Linked DNA regions of Homo sapiens: all the other regions are linked to region 1. A link is an interaction called in ENCODE POLR2A ChIA-PET data of the cell type or tissue named here. Cell type or tissue: CD4-positive, alpha-beta T cell. All regions are shown on one strand.

Region 1 (4,000 bases):
AAATGCATCACTTGAGCTCTGGAGAGGATTCTTAAAAGAATAGCTAACCTTGATTGCTATAACAAAAGGTCAAACAGGTGTTACACAGGTATTGGTAATGTCCCTATTGTAGTAGGTTAACGTGGCTTTTTCCAGATGGCTCAGGCCATTTAAGTTCATAAAGTAAAAGGTCATTCATATTAAAATACATAATGAATCACAAATCATTTCTTCTGGCCAGGAAAGGGCTGGGTTTCCAGCATTTGTAAATCCTGCCTCCCCAGGATGAATGACGAAGTTGAGCCCATGAAAGTTAAGCGCCTGACCCTGTGCAATGGCTTTTGGGAAAGGGACGCCCTCGATAAGGCAGAGCCCAGATCTGAGGCAGCAGCCAAGTACATTCTGCTTGTGCACAAGGCGCTTTCAAACTTACAACTGTGACAGCTCCACTTCGGAGTCAGCCAAACACCCATACAGGGTCTGTTGGCATCCAAGCCTCAGTCCAAGGCCACTTATTTTCGTCACACGCACTGTCAGCACATCCATCCTGAGGAAGAACATCTACCATGTGAAAGCATTTCCTTTGGGACTGGCATGGTGATTTAGTCATTGGTGCTATTTCTCGCCTCCTTTTATCTACCATACCTATCCAGGGGTCTTTTTTCTTATTTTTGGCTAGTGATAAGAAGGGCCCTACCCCAAAGGCCTCTGATGGTGGCTGAGGCGGGTAAATTTCTGTGACTGGGGGACGTCAGCTTCCTCTCCAAGCACACTATGGTGGTGGAGCTGTGTCCCACCTGCACCCCAAATGTTTCCCACTTGCTCCCCTCTCCTCATTCATTTTACCTCCTGACAGCTCCAGCACAGGATCCTGGGACAGCTCTTCTGGGGGATTCTCCTGGGGAATTTGTTCATATTCTTCTTCCTCCATCTACAAAAAAAAAAAAAAAAAAAAAATCATATGTTCTACTGACTTTCCAAATGAGTTTCAACAGCCACCTGCCTTTCGCCTTTCTCTTGCCAGAGGAAAGTTTTTTGCATTAGTTTAGGGTTGGGGTGGGACTGAGTGAGGCAATGGAAGAAGGGGTCTAAGACACTCTCTGCTGGCTTTAGGGACCCTATTTCTTTAGGGATGCTATCCCTCGCCCCCTTCATTGTGGTCTCCATCATAAGTTTAAGAGATTTTACAGATAAAGGTGCAACTGGCCTGGGAGCTGAGGAATGGATGAAATTTGGATAGACAAAGGGTCTGGAACTGTTCTGGGAGGTGGGGGGAGGTGGAGGAAGGGAAGAAGGAGGAGGTGGAGGAAGGGAAGCACAGAAGCAGGTGTGATTCTGATCCTGTGTTCCCTGGGAGCAGCAGGAAGGCCTGGTGTGCCTGGAGGACGTGAATGAGTAGGATGTTGTTGGGAGGGGCCACTTGGTGGGCCTTGGGGCCAGACTTTGGAGAAGACTGTGCAGTGAGGGTTACAGAGGACTGGGATTGCAGGGGCTGAGCTGGGAAGGAAGCCAGAGACCTCAGGGGAGAAGCAGCCACCAGTTAGCTCTGTCTGGGCCTCAGCATCCCATCAGTAAGAATGTTGGGCCTGAACTAGATGCCTGTGAATGTCTCTTCCCCTATTAAGGTCTCAACATACTTCATAACATTTTTTAGAGCAATTCTTAGTCCTTTTTGCAAATTAGGGCCACATCATTCCCAACCAGGAACTCCTGTCCCCTTTCCCATGACAGCAATGTGTCCTGGCTTCATAGACTAACACAGTTCTCTGTGCCAAGATCCCATAAGGTTCTCTCTGCTGGATTTTCTCTGTGGGACTGAGGAGGAAGTTGCATGGTCCATGACTGTTTTTCCAGATCATGTAGGACATTCACAACCAGATGAAACAGATCCAGATGAAGGGTCTGGGGTGTGGGGAAACCTAAGTCCAGGGGAACCTGATAGACATGTTTTTCTCATTGCCACATTGTTAGATGTTTGTTCTATTCTGTTCACCTGGCAAACACTCCAGTCCTCCCCAGATCCCAGAAGTATATATGCGGATATTGCTTTATGATTGGTAAAGATCAATTTTGCAGTGCTGGGCTGGGCATGGAGGGAGTCCAGGAAGGTCTGTTGACTTTCTAGGAAGAAAGAAGAAGCAGGCCAGGCGGACAGCCTTACTCAGACCTGAACAGCCAGATTCTGGAAGGAGTACAATATTTCACCTACCAAAGGGAGTTAGTTCTTCCTAACTGGTGGCCTCTCAATCTCTTTGTCCCTGGCTTCCTTACATCCCTGGTGGAAATTGAGGCAGCACTTTACCAATGTAATCTCATTCCTCCTTTAGAGAGAACGGGCAGGCAGCTTAACAGGAAACAACAGCCGGGTGGGACTAGGCTGTGGCATGCAGGAACCTGCACTGTGCCTTCGCAGGGTTCGGGGAATGGGTCTGCACGCAAGGCACCTCCCTGCCTCCTCCTAGACCCTCCCCGGAATGGCACCTCCCATGTTGGCCACAGTGTGCATTGTCTCCAACACAGAAGATGGAACAGATAGTACCATCCTTGTCATATTGCTCTGGAAGAAAGCAAAACTCAGAGAAGCATCTTGCCAAATATTAAACAGTGACTTTGTCACAAGGCAAAAAGTTCTCCAGACGTGTTGGTCACAGCTCTTTTTATCACATTACAAACCTGCACACACCACAGCACACACAAATACACAACACACACACATACACAAAACACATGTACCACTCACACACATGCAGGTGAACACACAAACACATACACAAACACAAATATACATACACAACACACACACAACACTCACATACACACACAACACAAACATCACACACACAAACATCACTCACACACATTCATGTTAACACATACAAACATGTAAACACACATGTACAACACAAACACCCACACATACACATCCAAATATGACACGCACAAATACTCAGACTTACCTCTGCACCAGCTCACAGGCAAGAGAAAGGACCACGTTTCTGGTCTCCCGGCCACGCACTCTCACGGAGGAGGCAGAGAAAAGCTTCCACAGTGTATGAACACAAGGAGGACAAGGCCGATGTTTGCTTATATTTTCAGCAAAATGTTTTCAGAGAGCTGGGCTGGAGACCTGCCCTTGAAAGAGCAGTGTCCGCTGGAGATGGAGGAACAGGAAGTGGGTAGGAGCACCGGCCTTCCTGAGTCAGAAGAGTCTGCTGTTGCACTTTGCAGCCTCGGAAGTAGAAAAAGGGAGGATACCAGTGGTGGGATTATTTTTATCCTGAGCCAGGATAACTAGAACTCAGAGCTTAAAAAGAGGCAGATGCCTCAGAAAGATTTGTGTCAGGAGGAGTGACTTTCCCTGATCTCTCTTTTCTGAACCCCACCTCTTCCCCAGGGAACTTCTATGCCTCAGTATTGGGGCAAACAGTCATTGTCTCCTTTCTTCCCCAACCTCTCCTTCCTTTAATAGTTTCTCTCAGGACAAGGTCTGACACTCATTACCTCTAAGGCATGAATCATTGGTAATTACAATTGTTACAGCTTCTAGAAGATCTGCACTATAAGAAAAGGGAAAATACAAAAGAATGTCTAAAATGTAGGATTAAAGAGAGCACTTGTTATGGGGGAAGAACAATATTTTAAACACAGGCCAAGGGAGAAAACACCTCAGCATCCTCAAAAACATGTTTTCTAGGACTTTACTGACAGATCTGATAACTGTGGCTAAAGGGAAGCCATTGAAGGAAGAAATTCAGAACATAGGAGCATAGGTGATGATATTGTTACCACATGATTTTAAAATGTTAAGATTCCCTAAAAAAATTCCACTCAATCTACTATAATAGTTCTAATTTTCTTTGGTTCTGTTCTGGTTGATAATCATGGTGTATTTATTAAAATTGTTACATAGTATGTGTGTGTGTACATATATATATCTTTTAATGTTCTACTTAAATTATTCTGTAAATACCCTGACACAATTAATTTTTTTTTTTTGAGACAGAATGTCATCCTGTCACCC
Region 2 (4,000 bases), 120 kb after region 1:
AGCAGCAGTGACATGAGGCCAAGTCTGCACCCGAGATTGAGGGGGTGAAAGGATATTAAAGGGAGAAGGCAGCTTTTTCAGGTGTTTCAGGGCAAACTGAGTGCCTGTAGGGCCTGAATCTGTGGCTGCCCCTGTGTGCTGAGAGGGATCAGCCCTCCGGGAAAACATGCAGCAAAGCTATTCACGTGCTGTGTTTGGCCAAGAGATTGGTGGCGGGCCATTTCCTCCGAGAAGGAGAACCTGAAATTGCTACTGTCTCGGAATCCAGCCTGAACAGAAAGAGAAGTGAAAAGGGTGCTTCTCAGAAACATCAGGATTGTTCTCATTTGCCTCAATTATTTTATTGAGGAGTTTTTCCTCTCCAGTCACAGTGCTATCCCTCTAGCCCAAACCACCACTACAGAGAACCCCACCCAAGTGCCACACCAGCCCTCTGGACAGCACTATCATCGCTCCCCTCCAAAAAAAAAAAAAAAAAGCCTATTCTGGGCTGGCCATCAACTCACCTCACTCATCTTATATCCATCAATCCTTCCATTAATTCATTTTAAAATGGTATTAAATGTCTCACACATGGAATATGGTTGGACCAGTTTAACCTGTCCAGGCACAGTGGCTAATGCCTGTAATCCCAGCACTTTAGGAGGGAGGCCGAGACTGGAGGATCACCTGAGCCCAGGAGTTCAAGACCAGCCCTGGCCACATGGTAAAACCCCATCTCTACCAAAAAAAAAAAAAAAAATTAGCCTGGCACAGTGGTTCATGCCTATAGTCTCAGCGACTAAGGAGGCTGATGTAGGAGGATCACTTGAACCCAGGAGGCCAAAGTTGCAGTGAGTCATGATTGTGTCACTGCACTCCAGCCTGGGTGACAGAGTGAGACCCTGTCTCAAAAAGAAAGAAAGAAAAAGAAAGGAAGGAAGGAAGGAAGGAGGGAAGGAAAGGAAGGAAGGAAGGAAGGAAGGAAGGAAGGAAGGAAGGAAGGAAGGAAGGAAGGAAGGAAGGGGAGCAGCTCATGCCTCAAACTGGGAGAGCATCATCTCTAAGCTAATGAGAGTAAAGAATGGTTCCCTCCACTATGAGGGACATGGTGGAGAAGGGGAAGGTGGAGACCCCCACTGGAAAAACTGTGAAATGCTCTGAAACTAGTGGTTGACCTTGGACAGATTATCTTACTCTCATTTGCCAAAAGTAGCAATAATATTCTCTCTACTTCCCTCACTGGAGTTTCCAAAAGATAAATGGCATGCTGATTAGAAAAACATAACGTGCAGTTGTGAGGATCTGCCAGTTAGAGGGTTATGAGTCAGGGTAACTGCCTAGTAATAAAGCCCTTGCCATCTATGACTTCATTCTTGTGGACAGTGGAGTTTTAACTACTTCTATATATATATATAAACCACACTAAGCCAAGAATTTACTAACAGGGAAAATTATTGGGGCAAAAGGTGAGGAGTATAGGGGAACTCTCAGTATTTTTCATTCCCATTTTTCTGTAACTCTAAAACTGCTTTGAAAAATATATACATAAACGTAACTGTATATATATACATACAGTTATATATATATTTATATATTATATATTTATATATATTATATATACATATATATATAATATATATATATATATATATATATATATAACTGCAGATCATCTTGAGTCCTATTCCTGAAATCTTTCTCCCCTCTTTAAGATGGAAACTACTTCCATCAAGTGGAGTGGTATAGTCAACAACAAAAGGCAATGGGAATAAAATGAGATTGAAATCAAAAGATGAATTTTCAGCCTGTCCTTCAAAGACTATCCCCTACCTTCTGTGGAAGACCAGGGTGGGGGAAGGATGTTCAGGTGATCTTTCCTTGCCCTGCAATTTGTGGGGAAGCCATATGTGTACCCACATAGAGGGTGCAGCAGCCACTATGTGCATATATGAAAATGCTCTTGCACAAACACAAGAAATGAGCTCATCAGTATCACCATAGGGGTACCATCTGAGCTCATTCTATTCCAGACTTTAGGTTCTTAAAAATATAATATCAGTCATATTTTCAGTTAGCACATATCTGGGACTTTAGGGTATATGATTTTTTCTCCTAATTCAGGAATAAAGAAACTGAGGTTTAGAAAGATCAAGTGTCTTGTCCACGCTGGCACAGACTGTTACTGGTAGAACTGGGGGGTCGGGGTGGGGGAGAGAAGAGAAAATGAAAGAAAACAAAACAAGCCTTGTTATCTGCCAGGTCCTGGAATTTCTTGCAAGGTCTACAGATGGCCTAGGAGCAACCCTCCCTCTCCTAGGCAGTCTCTCTCACTGTCTTATAGGCTCTTTATAAAAACACAAGAGCAATGAGACATGATGAACCTGGCCACAAATTTGGTCTGCTAGAGAGAGAGAGAGAGAGAGAGAGAGGGACCATATCCCTGGGGACAGGAAAATAACAATGTGTGTGGGTTTCCGTACAAAGCCGCCCTCAGAGGGTGACTCAAGGCCCTGAGAGACAGCCAGGGTAAGAAGCTGTTTGTAAAACAGCTCTGCTTCCTTTTTCCCACCACACCTCTGTGATGCTTTTGTGCAAAACAAACTTTTTACCAGAATTAGCAGGAGCACTGAGACCCGGAAAAGCCACTAAACATCTGAATATGGCTGCATCCCAGGGAAGGCCAACAGCTGCCTGTTACTGGCCCAGGCTGGACATATACACATCTCCCAGCCACCATCTGCAGTGCGCCATAAAGAGAGTTTCTTATTTTTGTTGTTTTTTTTTTTGAGAAATGGGGTCTCCCTATGTTGCCCAGGCTAGTCTTGAACTCCTGAGCTCAAGTGATACACCTGCTTCAGCCTCCCAAAGTGCTGGGATTATAGGCATGAGCCTGGCCAAGAGAGTTTCCTATATTGAATTCTAGATGGCAGTGAGGACTGAACCCAAGGGCACTCTCCAGGTTCCACTGCACAAGGAGCAGGCATCTTTCTTGAAACATTTTATGGCTCCCTCTTACTTCTGCCAAATGCCCTGCCCTCAGGTTACCTGTGCTCTGACCTGAGGGGGAGGCAAGGCTTAGGAGATTTCCCCACCCAGGAGGATTTCATTTCCGCAGGGACCAGGAAGACATCTGACCCCATTCATGATGTGATTTAGCCAAAGTGACAAGCCCTTGACAAGTTAACAAGGGGCTCGGGAGAAGGGAAGAGGGTGGCCCCGGTCATGCTGGGAGCCTCTGTGTTGTGGTGGTGGGTGCAGGGGGAGTGGGCAGAGCTCCTCTCTGGGGACTTTCTCAGGTGAATGAGGCAGAGCTTGATCAGTTACTTGCACATTTGCATTTAGATGGATTCAGTTTTTAAAGAAATTATAAGCCAGAGAGTGAGATACAGGTGACTCCTGATTCTTTGATTTAGTTTGGAGAGGAGGGCGGTTCTAACGCAGATAACATATACAGTTCGCACTTTGCAATGAAAGCCAGATTTGACTTCCAAAATATTCTCTCATATTAATATTGTAATGTTCACTTTTCATATAATAACAGTTATAACTTTCCCTCTCTAAAAGTCTGTAGAATTATGGTGGTTTCATTTCAAAATGTGTTTTCCTAACAGTGAGATGTAAATAGAAATCTGGTAATTCCTAACAGGACTAAATTCTTATAAGATTTTTTGGACAAATCTAAAGGGAATCACTGATATGTCTCTCTCCTACCACAGACATGCAGGTAATAAAATAAAATAGTCAAAGAGTTTGAGAATCTTATCTCCTTTAAGTTCACAGTGTGCTAAGTAAAATAGAACTGTCAACTGTGGTCACATATCTTGCAAATACCACCCCCTGCTGTTTGTCTCTTAAGTTTGCTATGGTGAGTTTTTTGCTGTCTGGAAATTTGAACAAATGTTTTCTTTATGGCGCTGTCATTCTTAGAAAGCTCTCCTTTTTTGTCCCATTATTTAAAAATATATTACTTATGTCCACACAAAAATCTGCACACAAAGGTTTATAGCAGCTTTATTCA
Region 3 (4,000 bases), 62 kb before region 1:
GGGTCTTTCAGAATAACTGATAACTCTCTAGTTTTGGCCCAGAAGTTTCTTCCAGAATGTCACAGCATGACCCATGTTTTTTGTCTCACTGCAGAGCCTTTGCAAGGTTCAGTATGGTAGCCACCAGGCATACCAAGCTGAATATTCCTTCTTTCCTTCTGGGGAAAATGCCTGGTGCAAGTTGTTCTGCCTGACTTTGCCTTTTAGAATTCTGACAATGGAGTAGCTATTTAACTTTAAATAAATTGAAACAAAATAAAATTTAAAATTCAGAACTGCAATCACACTCGTCACATTTCAAGCGCTCAGTAGTCACGTGTGGCTAAGGGTCACCATCTTGGACAGCACAGAACAACCCCATCCCTGCAGAAAGTTCTATTAGAGCTGCTGGATGATCAGGTGGGCAGGTCCCTTGCACAAGTAAATCTGGACAGCTCCTCCCCTCACTTCCTCTCTTCTCCTGTTTCTCAACATCCTGGCTTAGTATTGTGTGCAAAATCAGAGAGGGGTGCAAGATCCTGATTTTTCAGGTAAGGGAATAGGGGTGTGTGTGGTGGGGGTCGGGACGAATGTGCGATTTTGGTGAGGAGGGACCTGTATCTTAAATCGTCTGGTAAACATGTTTTCAGACTATATTCTCGCTGGTTCCCGTTTCCTGGCTTTGCTAATTTTAGGCTGTGATCTGTTTTCAAGGCTGAGCCCTACAAATCAATGCCTCTTCCAGAGATTGCTGCTCAGAGGATACTTGTTTTACAAATAAATGTTTCCTCTCGCTGGTTGTGGAATTTATATAGAAACTTTGATTCTTCCAGGGATAAAGTTGGGTGAGCGGACAGAATTAGCTCTGGGGGAGCTGGTGGGAAGAGGAACATTGGGATGTGTAAGGGGCACAGCTCCATATGTGGCCCCACAAAGACTGCACCCAGGTCAGGATTGGAGGCTCTGCAGTCTGAGGTCTTGTTACAGGGTTAACTGTCTGCTCGGAGCTGCCCGTTAGGGAAACTGTCTCCTCAGGGACAGTCCTGGGTTTACTGGGCATTGAGCTCCCCTTTAGCGGGTAGGAGGAGGGAGATGCCACCTGGTGTGACTCTCTACAGTTCAGGAGAAGCTGGATGCTGATGGGTGCTTGTTCCTTAGGCAGAGAGAGGAGAATTCAGCCACCTGAAGTCAGCACCTACAGAAGCACAGTCTCCTGGCTTTGCCTCTGAATTATTAACAGCAGAGCAGCATTAAAGAGCCCACACACTAGAAGGAGGATATGAAGAAACACCCAGAGAATGTCACAAAAACCCAGAATGTCACAGTATTGTTTTCTTCTTGCTGGTGTCCTATCCTCTCTCCTAACACCAGCCACCAAAGCTGATTTTTAAAAAATGCCATGATTTCTCTTGTTTACAAGAAGCTGTTTCCTATACCCTATTCTTGAAGGATAAAGAAATAGTCATTCAAAAGAAATATCTGGCTTTTCACAGTGTTTCATATTTGTTGGCTTCCTATGAGGTGACTCTGTCTTTAACAACTACCATTTTCTGCCTGTTTTGTTCAAAGTCTGCTCCAATAAGAGTTCTTCAAATATCTTTCTCCATTGCAAAATGTTTGTAGGTAGCAATGAAATAAAACATTTAAAATTAATACCATGTTTCTATAACACTACATATTAATTAATAAAGGAATGGATTGTCATTTTCACAGATCAGATGTGGGCTGGACATAATGATCAATCAAAGGCAAGAAGCAGGGAGATTATCCATTTATTTATTTAACAATGATCGATAACCATTCTTTGCCCAGTATTGTGCTTGTCCCCAGGGAATAATGAGAAATACAAGACATATGTGGTCTTCTCATCACAAAGCTTGTAGTATAAGAGGAGACAGTAAAAAAATCAAGCAATTAACTTCCTAAAGTAATACATATTCTGTAAGAAGCCTCTGGGGTGCAGTGGATCATAACAGAGGGTGTTGCTGGTAGACAGTGGTGTTGGGGAAGACTCTCTGGAGAGCCGAGGCCTGCGGGTTGAGCAGGAACAAGCTGGGCACTAGGTTGGAGGGTGAGTGCTCCAAAGAGAAGGAATGATAACTGCAAAGGCCTTGAAGGTGGAAGGAGCCTAGATTTCCAGAACATTGAGGGTAGTGTGGCTCACACATAGGAGAGAGGAGAGAGCTGATCACACAGGGCCTATGGGCCATTCTGAGGACTTCAGTTATTTTGAAACCAATAGTAAGCCACTAGGAAATTTAAACAAGAAAAAATATCAAATTTTAGTTTTAAAAGAACATCTGATTGTAGAGTAGAAAAGGGATTGAAGGGGAGATGATCAATTAGAAGCCTGTTAAGTTGTATACAATTGACAGTGGGTTGTATTAGCACAAAGATGGAGAGAAATGGGTAATTTCGAGTTTTTTGGAAGTGGAATCAATAGGATTTGGTGATGGGCTGATGAGAGAGAGAGGATAAAAGAGTTGTAGATGACCCCAAAGTTCTGCAGGAGCCACGGGGCTAGATGTTGGTGCCATCTGCTGAGCGGGGAGCCAGGAAGGCAGACAGGATGTGGAGGTCAGGGCTTAATTTCGGCCAGGTTCTGTTTGAGATGCCCATGAAATAGCCAAATGGAGTGAGATACAAAAGTTTGGAACTTTTATAAGCTGAGGGAGATATAAAAGTTTGGAACTCTGAGGAGGGTGTAGGCTACAGACCTCATATAAACACATCCAAGCCACGAATCTCTAGATAGAGGGGGGAAGGGGCCAGAACCCCTGTGAGGAAGCACTGGAAGCATTTATGTTTGTGTAAAGAAAAAGGAACAATCTGAAAATGAAACTGAAAATGGAGGGTTGAGGAGACTTTTGGGAAATGGAGCAGGAGAAATCAATGTAGCAAGCTCATGGCAAAAAGAAAGTTGTTGTTGACTACAGGCAGTCAGGGATTCTAGTTGCTTCCATTTCCCTAAAATGACATGGTTATGTTTCTTGATCTACAGGAGTTCAAGCGACAATGGCAGCCCAATACGGCAGTATGAGCTTCAACCCCAGCACACCAGGGGCCAGTTATGGTGAGAGGGCATTCAGTGCTCCCCAGACCAGGCTGCAGGGAGGTTAGCAGGTGGGGGTGGGGGATTTGGGGGGGAATAGGGGTGGGGTTCTCCTGCCTTGCCACCCAGTCCCCATTTGAGCAGGAGAAAAATATTTCCAACCTCTTTTCTCATTTTCTCCTCATTTGACCTGCTCTTTCATCTTTCTTGACCCTCTGCACTTTCTGCCCATGGTGTGGCTAAGCAGCTAAGCAGAAGAGAGATTAAATATCCTCTGATTGACCCAGGGCTCGGCACAGTTTCTTACCTCCTGCTTCCTACAACATGGACACACCAGAACAGCTGGTTGTAGCCTATCTGATTGTTTTTCTGCCCCTTTCTTCAGCCTGGAGGAGAACTGGGAATGAGGAATGTGGGAGTAATTGTCCCTCACCCTGGTATCTAATTTCCCAGCTCCTGGTGGTCTCACTATAACCAACAAATTAAACTGGCTGGCTCATTCAGTGTATCACATGACCCTCCATTTTCTTCCTTACCCATAGAAATTGACTATATCAGTTGAGATTTTGCTGGTTTAATAAACTATCCCAAAGTTTCATAGCTTAAAACATCAGCCATTTAGTTGGTTCTTAATTCTGTGGGTTCACTGGGCTGTTCTTGGGTCTGGACCAGCTTGGCTCATCTCAGGCACTCACTCATGCATCTGGGGTAAGCTAGTGCCTGGTATGCAACTGAATGGTCTTGGATAGCCTTATGGACATGTCTGGTAGTTAGCAAGCTCTCAGACAGCAAGGGTAATAGAGATAACTGGGCCTTGTTGTTATCATCAAGAAGGCTAGTCCAGGCTTCCTTTTAAGGCAGTTGCAGGAGGAGCAGAAAGAAAAGGCAAGCCACAGTGCATAAGCACTTTTGGAGTCTCTGCTTGCACCAGGCTTTCTACTGTCCTACTGTCCAGAGCAAGTCATAAGG
Region 4 (4,000 bases), 120 kb before region 1:
AAACACAGCTGTACCCAGCTAAAGAAGGCAGGAGAGAAGGTTTTTGAGGATGGTGTGTGTAATCGGTCACTATTTACTGTGTGAGTTCCACTGGAGACAAGCACACTTGCTCCAATCCCAGAGTCTACACCTGACCGGGAATTTTTCATTTTGGATTCTGATTGAGGGAAAATACTGATATCCAATGGGCTATAAGGGGGACCTTTCAGTTTCTGTTAACAGCATCTGAGTTCTATGCACGTCCTGGAAAGGCACCTGCCCACTGGCTAATTCACATGTTGTAATCCCAACACTGTAAATATCTGACTTCACATTATACCCATGTAAATCCTGTCTCAGTAGTTCTGGACTCAGCCATGGCTGCACTAATGTGCTGAACTGTGGGAAATCATACACAGCCCTATGCCTCTGTCCATGCTTAACCAAACTATGCAGATGGGACAGGCCAGAGAGGGTCACTAGGCCATCACCAGAAATGAGGATATGGCTGGCTTTAATTCTCCTGTGAATACAGCCATATTGGTAGAGATAGTTCAATCCTCTCACTGCTCCAAAGAGAATGTTTCTTATTAAAGTTTTACTCATTCCTTCAGGAAAATAGGTCCTCAAGAGTTGTCTTGCTGAACCATAGGCCATAAATGGAGAAATAACCCAAAGCCAGCTGCCAACAGTGAAAACTGTCCAATAAGTTGTAATATTGGGATGCCGGAAAAAGTGGGATAGAATCATGGCTTTCTGTAAAACTTTCAGGCGTTCTTTATTGCCGTTTTCCAGATTTGTAATTTTTGTAGTTACCAGCGTTCCCGTAGGAGTATGCCGTGCTAGATGGACAGAAGTCAACTTGTCAAATCCTCTTCCTATTTCTACTTGGAGCTCGTAGTGAGAAACGTTGGCGGAACATACTACTTCACTGGCTCTAGTGGATGGAGGCGACCAGGAAAGGGTTGGCTCTTCGACCAAGTATTGATGGATACTGGTTTCAGACTTGTTTTTCATGTTTGAGTGATTCAACTTGTGTTCTTGAACTAAAGCTCACAGAAAGTGACAAAAATCCAAATATTCCAAAGAAGGCTTTTGTTTTATCTTCCTTTGAAGATGCAGATATATCCTACTTAGCGGCGACGACGGCCAGCGACTCCCTACAGGCTGCCAGTGGTGCGGACCTGGGCGGGTGCCGGAGCCCGGATCACAGAGGGGCAAGGCGAGCGCTCTAGGCCCACTCCTGGCGTGGGGCGCTGGAGGGTGGCAAGGCCGCGACAGGGGCTGTGGGCTTGGAACTCTAAACATAGTATTCTTACGTAGCCAACTGGAATATCTGGTCAACCGTGAGAGCTTTGGGAACCTGCCTCTCACCTCAAGAAACCTCCAGAGCAGATTGGAACCATCCACTGGGTAAATTCTGGAAAATCTGTCTCTGCCTGAGACTGGGGTAGGAAGATGTGGGGTAGAGAGGAAGGTGGGGAAGGGATGTAGGATCTATTCCTTGGGTGCATCTTTACTTGTTAGGTCATGCATATTTTCAAACTTGGAAGAATTATACGAAAAGCAACTAGAGAAACTATGTGTTCATGGGCAGATTATTTTTCCAGGCGTCACCTTCCTTTTTTTCCCTTGGTTCCTAATGATTTAGACTCTGCCTTTGAGCCTCAGTGCTGTTAACTTTTGAATGAGTAACTTGAGGCCTTCCTGAAAGACTATAATAAAAAACCCATATTATACAATCACTAAGAACCCCCAGCTCTACGCTTGGAAATGGCAAGGTATATGCCTGTCTCTCTTCTTCCCCAAATCACCCCTCAGCCTCCCACTCCACCCTGGGAAGACAATCAGGTCCTGTGCCTTGTTTTCTAGGCAATATTTGGGTCATTTAATAAGGCTCTTTTGCATCCATCACTATAACCTGAAGCGAAAAATGTAGCTTTGGAAATGGTGTTTATAGCAGGCCCATGGGCAAAACGTTTCAACCGGGCAAAACTGAAGCAATCACCAGATTATGGAGCCGTATTTCTGTTTCTTTAAAGACAAACATTTTTGTGTGTGTGGCTCCACCCAGCCTGAGCTTCCTGACTGAGAGGTTTTGGTGGCGGTACAGACACTTTTAACTCACAGTAAAAGCAAAAGCAACAGCTCAAGCAGCCTCCTTGGAGAAAACCTGAAAATTCAACTTGTTCAAGAGAAGGTGAGCCTGGCTGAGAAGAGGGTCTGGTGCTATTGGGCTGCGAAGGGCAGTGGGGACAGGGTGTGTGGCTGGAGTGGACTCTGCCCTTAGGAGGGACAAGGCACTGTGCTAAGCAGCACTGCATAGAAGGTGCTGTGGGAGGGGTGAGTAGAAGGGGAGTGAGGAGATTTGTTTGCATGGAGCCCATGCATCTCATATGTAACAGGACACACATGGCTGCATAGTGCACCCTCCACTCACTGGCTGTTGTGATAGACACAGAGTGTTGCCTGATAACCTTCATAAGAAATTAAGGGCTCCTAAGACAGATTTGTAAAGGTGACAGGCAATTTAGAGTCCACCTGTCTAAGTCCCTCTTCTTACAGAAAAAGAATCAGAATCCCAATCCCAGAGATTTTGATGATTCTCCAAGGGGTACCCAGATCACTCATGGCGGAGGAACACTAGAATTCAGTCTGCTGACTTTTTCCAGCATTAAGCAGAGACAAGCTGTGTCCCTAACAGTGTAACATGTGGGGCTGCTGCGCCATTCAGTACAAAAAGAGTTGCCATAAAAGACCTTTATAGAAATCACTCTATGAAAGCCTAAGGACAACCCTGCAAGATTGGTTTTATTTTCCTTTTTTATAGCAGAGGGAACTGGATCTCAAGGAGCTACGAAATTTTCTAGAACCGGTGGGTCTGGCCACAGTTTAGAACTGTTCACCTCTGTTGTAAATGCTTTTGTCATTTCTCAGCCTTTCTCTTAGCTGGAGGTCCTCTGGATCTTCCAGGAACCACTTGAGAAAGTTTTAAAACTTGAGAAAGTTTTAAAGTGATATTTCTGACCATCTCTCTCACGTTTGGCTTCTCAATATGAGAGAGATGGAAAAGTCCACGAGAAATGCGGAGCCCTCCTCACGGTTCCCTTATAACAGGCTGGCTCCCAGCTCACCTTTTTGCAGAAAGCGTGGATCATCTCCTTTGCCCTCCACTGGTCTATCTCTGTGCCATGTCAATGAAAATTTAGAATCATGGCCTGAGAGTAGCCAAGAACAGGCAGTAGAGTGCACGGTTAAGAGTGAGCATGGTAGATTCAGACAGACTTTGAATCGAATGTCTTCTCTGCCCAATACCTCTTAGCACAGTGACCAGGGGCATGTTTCCCAGAATTTTTGAGCCACACCAGCTTCCTCATTTAAAAAATTAGAATAATAAAATTAGTTTCACTGTAGAGTATTTTTGAAGAATAAACGAGATATACAAAACATGTTTTATCAGGGTGTTCTGATATGCAGTCTCTGCTCGATAGTGGTTACACTATACATGGGTTAATTTTTTTATTTGTGAAAAATTTATACTTATTCAAAGGTAAAAACAATATAAGGAACTTCCATGTACCTATATTAAAATCTCACAGTTATCAATTTATGCCAGTCTTGTTCAAATATCTGCTCCTATTCTCAACTCTATCACAGATTATTTTGAAGCAAATGTCAGACATTACATCATTTTATCAGTAAATATTTGAGTATGTGTCTCTGAAAGATAAAGACCATTTAAAAACATTTCCACAATTTCATAAACAGCCTTCAAAAGGCAACTATAAATTTTAATACTACCAGTTGTATTCAGATTTCCCTGAAGATCTCATAATTTTTAAAATTGTTTGAGGTAGGATCTAAGTAAAATTCATACATTACAATTGTTTGACATCTCTTATGTTTCACTTAATGTGTAGGTTTTCACCTTCCTTGTTTCTTTGTGTTAAATTTCTTTGTTTAAGGAAGGGAAGGTCTTTTGTCCAACAGAACTGGGCAGTATTCATACTGCTGATTGCAT
Region 5 (4,000 bases), 55 kb after region 1:
AGAAATTTCATGAGGGAGATATTTAAAACTGTGCTTGGAAGTCTCTACAGATGATCTAAAAGATGAAGCAGGAGAAGCAATATTTGCATCTCCAAACCTAGAGGAACAGTGCAAAAACAGAAGGACCTATCTCCAGTTGCTGGGAGTGAGACCAGTTGTTAGCTCTCAGCTGTTGAGCCGTCAGACCTGTCCAGAAATTAGCTTATGCTGAAGAGAGATGCCCTATGTAAGTCAAGTGTCTTTTCCAGAGGAAGTTTGCATCCGATGGGGATTATAAAGTTCTGCTCACTCTCCTTCATTCTGAAAGTCCAACCAAACTTTAGAACTCCCTGTAGAGTCTATATTTGTTGTGACTACATCTCAGTCTCACTTCTCCCTGCCTAATCCTGGGTTCTTCCCTTCTCCCTCTAGCACATTTCCTGAGAAGATTCCCTAATAAACTTCCTTCATCCATTTTATCTTCATCTCAACAGTCTGTATTCCTAGGAACCCAAACCTTTGCACATGTACATGTACATATCACTTATGTTAGGAAACGCAGTGATGTAATTTGCAATATTAGTAGGTCAAAAGGAAAAAGACATGGAATTATATCAGTCAACGTCAAAATAAAATTTTCTAAATTTATACCACAGATAAAAGACTTTAATGAAATAGGACTAAGCAAAGTATAGCCACACTGATTTTAAAATAAACTAATTAATTTCCAATAACCAACATCAATATTAATGATAAGATATTAGGTGCCCTACAGGTAAATAAATAATAAAAGCACATTAACTCACTTTTGAAAAGGTAGCAAGCAATTGTAATTATACAAGAGAAAGCAACATAAGATATTTTTGGAAACAAGGAGGGAAAATTATCACTATTTGCAACTGAGTCTATGATAAACCTGGAAACTCCAAGACAATCAAAAGGAAATGTTTTAAATGCTAGGATGTGGAGAAATAAGAACACTTTTACACTGTTGGTGGGACCGTAAACTAGTTCAACCATTGTGGAAGTCAGTGTGGCGATTCCTCAGGCATCTTGAACTAGAAATACCATTTGACCCAGCCAACACTCCAGAGTATTACTATAGACATTTCCTAGACAATTTCTCCCCACAGGGAGGTTCTCTGAAATTACAGAGCTGGACAGGGAAGAAAGGCCCAGAATCCTAGAAGCCATGAATGAGTTATGTAAAAATGTTTTGATGGTTAATGATCCTTACAATCAGACTCAGACAAAAATGTCCCCTCTCAGGTTCCCCTTTCTGTGCCCTTCTTCCCCTGGGCAGTGCCTATCAGAGGCTCCTCTTCTCTCCCAGTGGCATCTGCTTTAGAACAATCCCTGCTGCTGGTGTCAATGAGGTTTAAGCCCTTCTCAGGGGGCCATTTGCATCTAGACAAACTTCTAACTGTTGGGACATATCCCAGCTGGGAAGGACTGAAATCCACCAACTTCCTTGGCATTCATGCCTTTCTTTCCAGTCCAGATGAAATCATTAAAACACTCTTTTTTCACTTTTGAGAAGAAGAGACAGTTGGCCCACATGACAGCAAATAACTACTGATTAACTTTCCATTTAAACTGTTTATTTTGCATAATGGCATGAAAGAGAATTTCAAACACAGGCACGTGGTGGCGTTCATTAGCAGTCAGGAAGCTCAGGAAGATTCAAGAGAGGAAGAAGACCGACTGGAGTCTCGGTTTTACTTTCTTTTTCTCTTGGAGCTGAGCTATAAGACAACAGGACTGAACAGGGAGCCAACTGTTTCTTTGAACAGTAAATCAGGTAAGCCCAGATTTACGAAAAGTTCTGCAGTGTTGATTTCTAGGTCCCAAGCCATGCACAAACATTTTCATTTTTCTTAGAACAAATTTGTCCTATTTTAAGAGAAGCAATTTAGAGTGACTGCCTTTTCCTTAAGTGGAGCCAGTTTACAGGAAACCGATGTAATTTACTTTACACATTACTGGCAAAGAAAGAATTTCCATAGTATAAAGTCAATAAAAAGTGCTAACTGGGAAGAATTTGGGCATTAATCGGTGGCTTTCAGTTTTCTGTGCTTGTACGCTTGGTCTATGCCTGCCAGATTTAAGCAAGAGAAACTAGCTGATGAAAACGTACCGATATTTCTCACTCCATAGTAGTTCCTACATTGCAAGGGCTTCATAACCAGGGGCTGTTGGGGAATGAGAAAAATTCAAGCCATTAATGGATCAAGTGAAGTGTATTTCCAGCTTAAAGGACTGCACGGTTTCCCAGAGTCATAATCTTCATTCACTGAGTCTCTCAGCAAAGACTCAACATGAGGGAGGAGGTTTGGAGAGAGTAGAGGAGGGAAGGAGGCAAGGTGGGAAAAGAAAGAGAGGGAAAGGGAGGACTGAGCCTAAGGTGTAAGGGAAGGCACACCTACAGAGAAAGCTGACAGAAGCGAAGAGTGTGCAGGCAAAACAAAAACAGAAGGGAGCCGGGCTGATCTGTGAGAGGACGGGAGGAAGAAAGCGAGAGAGAGCTGGGCATGAGGCTTACAAATGAAACCCACTTCTCAGCCCCTCAGCAAGTGATTCCAGTTCTCTGTAAAGTAGGAAGTCATTCCTTTCCCACCCACCTTGTCCCTTATGAGTAGACAAATGAAACATGGTTGTTTAGAAATATAAGGATCTTGGCCTAGTGTGATGGCTCACGCTTTTAATTCCAGAACTTTGGGAGGCCGAGGCTGGTGGATCATTTGAGGTCAGGAGTTTGAGACCAGCCTGGCCAACATGGTGAAACCCTGTCTCTACTAAAACTACAAAAATTAGATGGGCATGGTGGTGCACACCCATAATCCCAGCTACTCGGGAGGCTGAGGCAGGAGAATCACTTGAACCCAGGATGTGGAGGTTGCAGTGAGCCGAGATCGCACCACTGCACTCCAGCCTGGGTGACAGAGTGAAACTGTGTCTCAAAAAAAAAAAAAAAAAAAAGAAAGAAAGAAAAAGAAAAGAAAAGAAATATAAGAATTTTTCATGATTTAGAACTGAAAAATAAGTTTCTTGTCTCTCTGTTTCTCAGGAACACCAATGGACCAAAATGAACACAGTCACTGGGGTAAGAAGGTGACTTCACGTGTGTGTGTGTGTGTGTGTGTGTGTGTGTGTGTGTGTGTGTGTGTGTGTTTGGCTCTTCTGATGATGTTGGGGCAAAATAAACAAGGGTGAAGGATCTTATTCTAACTCCCACAGCTACCACCACCAGCAGCTGAAAATTGTGGGGTTTTGTTTTCTTTGTTTGTTTGTTTGTTTGTTTGTTTTGAGACAGTGTCTCTCTCTGTCACCCAGGCCGGAGTGCAGTGGCGCAATCTCGGCTCACTGCAACCTCCACCTCCCAGGTTCAAGTGATTCTCCTGCCTCAGCCTCCCAAGTAGCTGGGACTAAAGGCACACACCACCACGCCCAGCTAATTTTTTTTTGTATTTTTAGTAGAGACGGGGTTTCACCATATTGGTCAGGCTGGTCTCAAACTCCTGACCTTGTGATCCACCCGCCTCAGCCTCCCAAAGTGCTGGAATTACAGGCATGAACCACCAAGTCTGGCTCGAAAATTGTTAAAATACTCACCAGGATCCAAAATATGCATCCAGGCTTTTCCCTTATGCACAAATCTTTCAGATCTCTTTGAAATACTCCTTCTCCTACCATTCAGTCTTCTCTTCCTTCTCTCACATTTCCATAGGTTCTTTGTGTGTGTGTGTGTGTGTCTCTCTCTCTGTCTTTCTGTCTGTCTCTATCATTCCCTTCTCTTCCCTTGTCCTTTCTCTCTCTCTCCTCTTCTTGCACCTGTTTCTGCTATCTGTATGGTATGGGCGTCTCTCTCTCTGTATCTTGACCTCCCCTTTCCCACTCCCTCCTCCTCACTCTCTGCCCCTCGACAGCCCTGTCTTCAGTCTCTTACATCAAGAAGAGCCCAGATCTTCCTCCTTACCAAGTTGCCTTCACACTCAACCCTCACCTGTGAGAAATAGGAGGT
Region 6 (4,000 bases), 68 kb after region 1:
AATTCAATCTTATTCGTATCAAACTACCAATGACATTCTTCACAGAACTAGAAAGAAAACTATTTTAAAATTCATATGGAATCAAAACAGCCTTAATAGCCAAGGTGATCCTAAGCAAAAAGAACAAAGCTGGAGGCATCATGCTACGTAACTTCAAACTATACTACAGAGCTACAGTAAGCAAAATAGCATGGTACTGGTACAAAAACAGACATATAACCAATGGAACAGAATAGAGAGGCCAAAAATAAGGCCACACCAACTACAACCATCTGCCAAAAATAAACAATGGGGAAAGGACTCCCTATTCAATAAATGGTGCTGGGATAACTGGCTAACCAGGCTAGCCATATGCAGAAGATTGAAGCTGAACCCCTTCCTTATACCATATACAAAAATCAACTCAAGATGAATTAAAGACTTAAATGTAAAACCCAAAAACTATATAAACCCTGGAAAACAACCTAGACAATATTATTCTGGGCATACGAACTGGCAAAAATTTCATGATGAAGATGCCAAAGGCAATTGCAGCAAAAGCAAAAACTGACAAATAGAATCCAATTAAAGAGCTTCTGCACAGCAAAAGAAACTATCAACAGAGTAAACAGACAACCTACAGAATGGGAGAAAATTTTTACAAATTATGCACCTGACAAAGGTTTAATATCCAGCATCTGTAAGAAACTCAAGCAAATTTATAAGAAAAAAAAGCAACCCCATTAAAAAGTGGGCAAAGGACATGAATAGCCACTTTTCAAAACAAGACATACATGTGGCCAGCAAGCATATTTTAAAAAAGCTCAATATCACTGATAATTAGAGAAATACAAAATAAACTACAATGAGATACTATCGCACATCAGTCCAAATGGCTATTACTAAAAAGTCAAAAAATAACAAATGCTGGCAAGGTTGCTGAGAAAAGGGAACACTGATACACTGTTGGTGAGAGTGTAAATTAGTTCAACCATTGTGGAAAGCAGTGTGGCAATTCCTCAAAGATCTAAAACCAGAACTACCATTCAACCCAGCAATCCCATTACTGGGTATATCCTCAAAGGAATATAAATTATTCTATCATAAAGACACACATGCATATGTATGTTCATTGCAGCACTATTCACAATAGCAAAAACATGGAATCAACCTAAATGCCCATCAATGCTAGACTGGATAAAGAAAATGTACATATACACTATGGAATACTACACAGCCATAAAAAAGAATGAGATCATGTCCTTTGCAGGAACATTAATGGAACCGGAGGCCATTATCCTTAACAAACTAATGCAGGAACAGAAAACCAAATAGTACATGTTCTCATGTGGGAGCTAAATGATAAGAACATATGGACACAAAGAGGAGAACAACAGACACTGGGGCCTATTTGAGGGTGCAGGATGGAAGGAGGAAAAGGAACAGAAAAAACAACTATTGGGTACTAGGCTTAGTATCTGAGTGACAAAACAATCTGTACAACAAACCCTTGTGACACAAGTTTACCTATATAACAAACCTGCATATTTACCCCTGAACCTAAAAATTTAGAAAAGAGAGAAGATTAATGAACTTGAAGACACAGCAATAGAAATGTCCCAACATAGAAAACACAAAAGAAAAAAAGAATAGTCACTTTCAAAGAACAGAGCTTCAGTGAGCTCTGGGACAACCTCAAGTGGAATGTATATGTAACTGGATTCACTAAAAATAAAAGGGGGTCAGGACAGAAAAAATATTGGAATCAATAATGGCCAAAAATTTTCCAAATTTTATGAAAACTGTAAGCACAAGAACCCAAGAAGTTCAGTGAACCCCAAGCAAATAAGACATCCACAAGAAGAAACATGATAATCAGGTTGATCAAAATGAATGATAAAAGGACAATTCTTAAAGCAGCCAGAGGAAAAAAAACATATGTTATGTCCAGAGAAACAAAGGTAAGGATGACAACAGATTTTTCTGAAGAATTAATGTGACAGAGAAGACAGTGAAACAACATTTACAAAGTACAATCATGTGTCACTTAACAATGGGGATATATTCTGAGAAGTGCACCATTAAGCTACTTCATCATTCTGTGAACATTGTAGAGTGTACTTACACAAACCTAAATGGTACAGCCTACTACACACCTAGGCTGTATGATATGGCCTATTGCTCCTAGACTACAAACCTGTAGAGCATGCTACTGTAGTGAATACTGTAGGCAACTGTAACACACTGGTAAGTATTTGTGTATCTAAACATACTAAACACAGAAAAAAAATACAGTAAAAATAGGGTGCTATACTCTTATGGGACCAACATCGCATATGTGGTCTGTTGTTGACCAAAACATCATTATGTGACACATGACTGTATTAGAAGAAAAACTGTCAAATTAAAATTATTTTTCAAAATTACCTTTCAAAAATGAAGGCAAAATAAAAGCTTTTCCAGACATTCAGTAGCTCAGTTTGTTGCCAGCAGACCTGAACTACAAAAAAAAAAAAAAAAGTTAAAAAAGGAGAATGATATCAGAGAAAAATACTGATCTTTTCAAAGGAATTAAGATCATCAAAAATGGTAACCACATGAGTAAATATATAGGGTATTTTTCTTATTAATTAAATACCTTTAAAATATAATTGACTGCTTAAACAAAAATAATAACAATATAGATTGAGTTTTGCAATATATGCAAAAGTAAAACCTGTGAGAACAATAGGACAAAAAATCAGGAGAGGAAAAATGGAAAGATACTATTATAAAATGTTTATGCTCTATGTAAAGTGATATGATATCACTTCAAGGTGAACTGAGGCAAGCAAAAGCTCTATACTATAAACTCTAAGTCAACCAATAAAATAACAAAGAGTTATAGATAATAAGCCAACAGAGAGAGGAAAAATGGAATTTTTTAAAAGTTCAATTAATATAAATGAAGGCAGTAAAAAGGGAAACAAAGAACAAATGCGACAAATTTGAAAAATAGTAAGATGATAGATTTAAATCTAAAGAAGTCAATAATCTAAATATTAGAGTACATGGTCTGAATATCCTCAGTTAAAAGGCAGTGATTGTCAGAGTGGATTTAAAAAGCAAAGCTTATCTATATTTTGCCTACATGAATCTTGCACTAAATATAAAGACAGCTGGCTTAAGCAGAAAAGGATGAAAAAAGATATTCTATAATGACACTAATCAAAAGATACTTGGAATGACAATATTAATATCAGACAAAGTAGACTTCAAAGGAAAAAATATTATCAGGAATGAAGAAGGACATTCTACAATGATAAAGCCATCAATTCATCAAGAGGACATAACAATCTAAAACTTTTATGTGTGTAATAACAGAATTCCAAAACACATGAAGCAAAAATTGACAGAATTGCAATAATAAAAAGAAAAACTCACAAATATGGCCAGAGATTTTAATGCCCCTCTCAATAATTAATAGTATAGAAGATAGGTATGGAAAAATAATAATAATAGTACAAGTAGACAAAAAAATCAGTAAAGATAGAGAAGATTTGAACACCATTGTATTAGTTTCCTATGGCTGCTGCAAGAAATTCCTACAAGCTTCGTGTCTTAATACAAGCCATTTATTCTCTCACAGTTCTGGAAATCAACAGTCCAAAATCAGTTTCATGGGGCTGAAATCAAGGTGATGGTAGTGCCCTACTTCTCCAAAATCTCTAAGGGAAATATTTTTTTGCCTTTTGCAGCTTTTAGAGCTGCTCATGGCCCCTTCCTTCATCTTCAAAGCCAGCAGCACAGCATCTTGCTTCAGTCCTCACATTGCCCTCTTTTTCTGTGCCTTCCCTCTGCTTCTCTTAAAATTTATATTTAGAGTCCATCTGGACAATCAAAAATAATCTCTTTATCTCAAGATCCTTAACTCAATTACATCTGCAATGTCCCTTTTTGACATATAAAGTAACATCCACAGGTATGTCCTGGGCAATAAGACATGGATATCTTTGGGGGCATTATTCAGTGTGCCAACATT
Region 7 (4,000 bases), 91 kb after region 1:
CGGGAGCAGGAAGCCCAGGTGGAGCAGCTGCTGGGGATGGTCGAGGGCTTGGTGCTGGAGCACAAGGGCGCCCATTACTCCAACGAGGTGTATGAGCTGGCGCAGGTGCTGCGCTGGGCAGGCCCTGAGGAGCGGCTCCGGCGGGTGGCGGAGCGCGTGGCAGCCAGGGTGCAGAGGAGGCCATGGGGCGCCTGGCTGTCGGCCCGGCTGTGGAAGTGGCTGAAGTCCCCCAGGAGCTGGAGGCTGGGCCTGGCCCTGCTGCTGGGGGGCGCGCTCCTGTTCTGGGTGCTGCTCCACAGGCGGTGGTCGGAGGCCGTTGCGGAGGTCGGGCCTGACTGACAGCGCAGGTCCTAAAACTGAAGGCAACTTGGTTAAGGGAGGCTGAATTCTTGGAGCTGAAGGGAAAACTTCATTCCAACGGAAGGAATCCTGTAGTTTCAGGCATAGTTTTAATGACACAGAAAACTTTGCTGCATCACCTTTGCAACTTTGCCAAAGCTCAGAGTTCACTTTTTAAGTTTTTAACTCATTTTAAATGATGTGTATGCAGAGTTTTAAAATAAATTCGTCTAACAATAACTTCCTTTGGTAGTTTTGGTAGTCTAATGTCAAGTAGCTTGTAGTGGGGACAAACGCATGGCACAGGGAAAACAAGTGCCATTATTTTCGAGCTTTTTAAAAAATTTAGACTGCCCCTCCTTGATAATTTTCTAGTTCTTATACATGGGTAGATAGGTTCCTTTGTGATCCTTGTAGACTTTTAGCATCAATAAAAGAAATGTGGGGGTTACACACGTGAATGTTACTTCTGAGACATCAGTTTATAGTACAATGATTTACTACCAAAAAGATGAATGTAACTGTACTGTTACAAAGTGGAAAATAACAGTTTCCACTTTTCTAGAACATATTATGGTTCATGGCATTCCAAAATGAAGTAAGGGCCGGGCGAGGTGGCTCACGCCTGTAATCCCAACACTTTGGGAGGTCGAGGCAGGTGGATCACCTGAGGTCAGGAGTTCGAGACCAGCCTGACCAACATGGCGAAACCCCATCTCTACTAAAAATACAAAAATTAGCCAGGCGTGATAGCACTCGCCTGTAATCCCAGCCATTCAGGAGGCTGAGGCGGGAGAATCACTTGATGCAGTGAGCCGAGATCGTGCCACTGCACTCCAGGCTGGGTGACAAAGCAAGAATCTGTCTCAAAAAAAAAAAAAGAAAAGAAAAGAAAAAGAAAAAGAGTAGGATATTGGGAAAATAACATATAATATCTTCTATATGGTTATTCATATTTTTATCACACACACACACACACACACACACACACACAGTCTGTATCTCGAGCTCCTCTCTGGTTATGGAGAAGAGGCAGAGCACCAGGTGCATAGGCTGAGACTGCAGACACCTGAGCATCCTATGCTGTGAGGCGAAAGCATCCGGTTTTTTCGGGATGGGCCTGTCCAGGAAGGTTCTCGAATGCCACGTGATTAGAAAATTTGCCGCTGACTGGTTGTGCGAATCAAACAATAGGATTTCCTTATTTCTATTTCTGAGCATAATGAGAACCCTTTAAGGGAACTCATTGTCTTTAAATCAGCCAGCCTCTAGTGAGGTCATGGAGACATGGGAAGCAGGTATTCACATTAGCTCTATTCAAGAGGAAGAGGAGGAGGGAGTGTGCGCAGGCGCCCTAGGGTCTTCCCCAGCACACGTTGGGAAGAAGGGGTCTGCAAGCATGCGCACAATTGCCAGCTCAGGCTAAGGACTGCAGGAGGTTCCAGGTGGGTTGCGGGCTTCGGGCAGGCTATGGTGAGGGGTCCTGAGGGCCTTGGTGACCGCTGCAGGGAGTTGGACTTTTTGAAGCGTGGCTCAAGAAAAACCCATGTTTAATTCCTGCCTTTCGCTTCCTCAGCAGCCTTTCTGGGCCCAGGCAGGGGCCTCGAGCCAGGGAAGGATCCTTTGATGACCAGAGGGGACAGCAGGGAGGGCACAGCGTGGTCGTCCACGGTCACTTGCGCACGAGCCAGTGCTGCTGCTGGTGTTAGACAACAACTTTTATCAAAGTGGTTTAATGTACAGCAGCAACAAAGCTGCTTTGTGGAGCAGGGCTCCCAATAGGCAGTGTGCCCAGAGTAGCAGCTCGGAAGCAGTACTGCAATCACATTTATACCCACTTTCAACTATATGCAAATTTAGGGGTGGATTATGCCAAAATTTCTAGAAAAAAGGTCGTAACTTCCAGGTCGTGGGATTGTTGCTATGGAAAGGAGCCAAAACTTCCAGCTGTTGCCTTAGCAATGGTAACCTGACGTGGCACTGGTGAGTGTGTTTTATGGAGAGACTCTTTCACCTCTTCCCTTTCAGCTTGTCTTCAGTGTGGTCTGGAGCCCAATCCCCACCTCCAGAGTCTAGTCCTGCCTCCTACCTCAGTAATAAAAAGTAGTAGTATATGGTTAATTGTCAAATACATTTGCAAAGTGTAATCAAAGATACATTACCAATCTGAATCTCAAAATGTGCTATCATCTTTGAATTTGAATAATGTATTATTAAAGAAGTTACAGTTTTCCTTTACATTCAATAACATTTCTTTAGTGGTTTTCTTTTTCAGATACTTTGATTATGATCTTTTTTTTTTCATCTTTGTATCCCCGTTATACAACCCAGTGCCTGGCATAGAAAGTGGGATCAACAAATGTTTGGAAAATGAATTGTAAAGTTGACTTTCCTGTACCTTTTTAATATTAGATTTCTAGCTACCAGACTTTTGACCATTTTCTAAATTTTCTACCATAGATAACAGAAAATTCTTTCGCGCAAGCATGTCATTGTATTAATGATATTCTCCTGCCCTAAGGAAATTTACTTCCCTTCAAGCACAGGGTCCCCCAAATTACTGTATTTCCACCCCTTTCAGCTTATTTTATCCTTTTCTCCTGCTACAGAACAGTTGGCATTCACCATTCCCTTCGGTAAAGTCTTTTTTTAGGCTGTGGCTTAAAGGTTGCTTTTTCCCCCATAGCTCAAGGTTAGGCCTTGTGACCTCACTTATGTAATTTGAGTGATTTGATAGCACAAATCAATTTTATACTTAAATTACAGCATAAAACAGCACTGCCTCCTGTTGGAAAAACTTGCTTGCTAATTTTAACCAGACACAGTAAAAATACTGTCCAATACCTCAAAAATTGTGTAAATATATATCCATTTCAATTGTCCCCCTTCCTCTCCTCTCCTTTTATCTCTTGGAAGATAAAAATGTATGGGTCCTGTGCTGATAATGTTTCTGTTCATATTTCTATGCCCTGGTACCTGGATCAGCTTTTGTTCTACACAAAAAGACTTGTATCTGGCTTATTTCTGAAAGCTAGTGTTGGCCATGATGAACTTTTAGAGCAAAAGATTTCAGGCAGAGTACATTCTTACATATTCTTACACAATCAATATTCAGTTCCAGCCCGCACAGTAGCCCTAGCAAATGCCAGTGCTCCTTCCAGAGATTCACCTATGGATTCAGTACCCCAGAAGAGAATTTCTGTAAATTCTTGGGGAAGCTATAGCTAGACTATGGCTCAACACTCATTTTTCCCCCATGATTCTTAATCTAACAGTGGCAATGTTGGCCTCTTCTTAGGCAACTAGATTCGGTTCTTGCTTATTCTGCCAATAAAATACTTTATTGAGATGCTTACAAATTTGTCCCCTCCTCTTTATTTCTTTAAGAAGTTATCACTCCATATACTGGATGTTTAGTTATAATTATTGGTTTGAGTCTTATTTTTATACTTTCAATCACATTCTTTGCCTAATTCTTCTCATATTTTTATATTTTCTTTCCCTCCTCATAATTCTCTTTACATACCACTAAGTTTAGGCACTTGGACTTTTTTTACTTTCAAAATGGTGTTATATTGTGCATATCCTCTTGACTTCATACGTCTGAAGACTCCTAGACTATCTTTTCTACTACATGCTAGCAGAATGTATCATGATGAAC

Evidence for each region. Peaks named below come from ENCODE experiments on the same cell type or tissue, not always from the same donor. Only the 100,000 strongest peaks of a DNase experiment are listed, where the experiment ranks them.
Region 2: POLR2A ChIA-PET joins it to region 1 with 41 read pairs; 7 of 35 experiments call an interaction of 5 or more read pairs at or near these places.
Region 3: POLR2A ChIA-PET joins it to region 1 with 58 read pairs; 6 of 35 experiments call an interaction of 5 or more read pairs at or near these places.
Region 4: POLR2A ChIA-PET joins it to region 1 with 23 read pairs; 5 of 35 experiments call an interaction of 5 or more read pairs at or near these places.
Region 5: POLR2A ChIA-PET joins it to region 1 with 39 read pairs; 9 of 35 experiments call an interaction of 5 or more read pairs at or near these places.
Region 6: POLR2A ChIA-PET joins it to region 1 with 11 read pairs; 8 of 35 experiments call an interaction of 5 or more read pairs at or near these places.
Region 7: POLR2A ChIA-PET joins it to region 1 with 12 read pairs; 7 of 35 experiments call an interaction of 5 or more read pairs at or near these places.

Annotation. Positions count from the first base shown.
Region 1 is chr7:150,629,233-150,633,232 of GRCh38, forward strand. GIMAP6 (GTPase, IMAP family member 6) reads right to left here and starts at 3,153. Exons shown (of 3, transcript NM_024711.6): 1 at 2,937-3,153; 2 at 826-910. The coding sequence starts at 910. RefSeq lists silencers at 95-295, 315-515 and enhancers at 2,564-2,643, 2,914-3,003, 3,014-3,103. In CD4-positive, alpha-beta T cell, no CTCF peak of the experiment used is centred here; DNase peaks (open chromatin) are centred at 2,419 and 3,149; H3K4me3 peaks cover 3,540 bases; H3K27ac peaks cover 3,788 bases.
Region 2 is chr7:150,753,225-150,757,224 of GRCh38, forward strand. No RefSeq gene overlaps it. Among named protein-coding and RNA genes, the nearest start is that of GIMAP5, 18 kb to the left of the region's middle. RefSeq lists silencers at 2,370-2,419, 2,460-2,519. In CD4-positive, alpha-beta T cell, CTCF peaks have their summits at 1,131 and 3,837 (motif pointing left); DNase peaks (open chromatin) are centred at 1,197, 2,457, 3,227 and 3,817; H3K4me3 peaks cover 1,637 bases; H3K27ac peaks cover 3,153 bases.
Region 3 is chr7:150,566,908-150,570,907 of GRCh38, forward strand. GIMAP4 (GTPase, IMAP family member 4) reads left to right here and starts at 483. Exons shown (of 3, transcript NM_018326.3): 1 at 483-530; 2 at 2,981-3,052. The coding sequence starts at 2,995. In CD4-positive, alpha-beta T cell, a CTCF peak has its summit at 1,975; DNase peaks (open chromatin) are centred at 414, 1,137 and 1,974; H3K4me3 peaks cover 4,000 bases; H3K27ac peaks cover 2,853 bases.
Region 4 is chr7:150,512,767-150,516,766 of GRCh38, forward strand. GIMAP7 (GTPase, IMAP family member 7) reads left to right here and starts at 2,106. Exons shown (of 2, transcript NM_153236.4): 1 at 2,106-2,179. It also overlaps the pseudogene STRADBP1. RefSeq lists enhancers at 1,828-1,987, 1,998-2,257. In CD4-positive, alpha-beta T cell, no CTCF peak of the experiment used is centred here; DNase peaks (open chromatin) are centred at 2,085 and 3,165; H3K4me3 peaks cover 3,261 bases; H3K27ac peaks cover 4,000 bases.
Region 5 is chr7:150,684,006-150,688,005 of GRCh38, forward strand. It overlaps GIMAP2 (GTPase, IMAP family member 2), which reads left to right and starts at 1,701. Exons shown (of 3, transcript NM_015660.3): 1 at 1,701-1,780; 2 at 3,047-3,082. The coding sequence starts at 3,055. LOC124901774 (a long non-coding RNA gene) reads right to left here and starts at 3,708. Exons shown (of 4, transcript XR_007060589.1): 1 at 3,592-3,708; 2 at 2,117-2,171. RefSeq lists an enhancer at 1,576-1,775. In CD4-positive, alpha-beta T cell, no CTCF peak of the experiment used is centred here; DNase peaks (open chromatin) are centred at 1,306, 1,666, 2,496 and 3,126; H3K4me3 peaks cover 3,107 bases; H3K27ac peaks cover 3,931 bases.
Region 6 is chr7:150,697,218-150,701,217 of GRCh38, forward strand. No RefSeq gene overlaps it. Among named protein-coding and RNA genes, the nearest start is that of GIMAP2, 14 kb to the left of the region's middle. In CD4-positive, alpha-beta T cell, no CTCF peak of the experiment used is centred here; no DNase peak of the experiment used is centred here.
Region 7 is chr7:150,720,587-150,724,586 of GRCh38, forward strand. The region is part of intron 2 of GIMAP1-GIMAP5 (GIMAP1-GIMAP5 readthrough); the gene reads left to right. GIMAP1 (GTPase, IMAP family member 1) reads left to right here. Exons shown (of 3, transcript NM_130759.4): 3 at 1-3,698. The coding sequence ends at 339. Among named protein-coding and RNA genes, the nearest start is that of GIMAP1-GIMAP5, 6.0 kb to the left of the region's middle. In CD4-positive, alpha-beta T cell, no CTCF peak of the experiment used is centred here; no DNase peak of the experiment used is centred here; H3K4me3 peaks cover 1,843 bases; H3K27ac peaks cover 460 bases.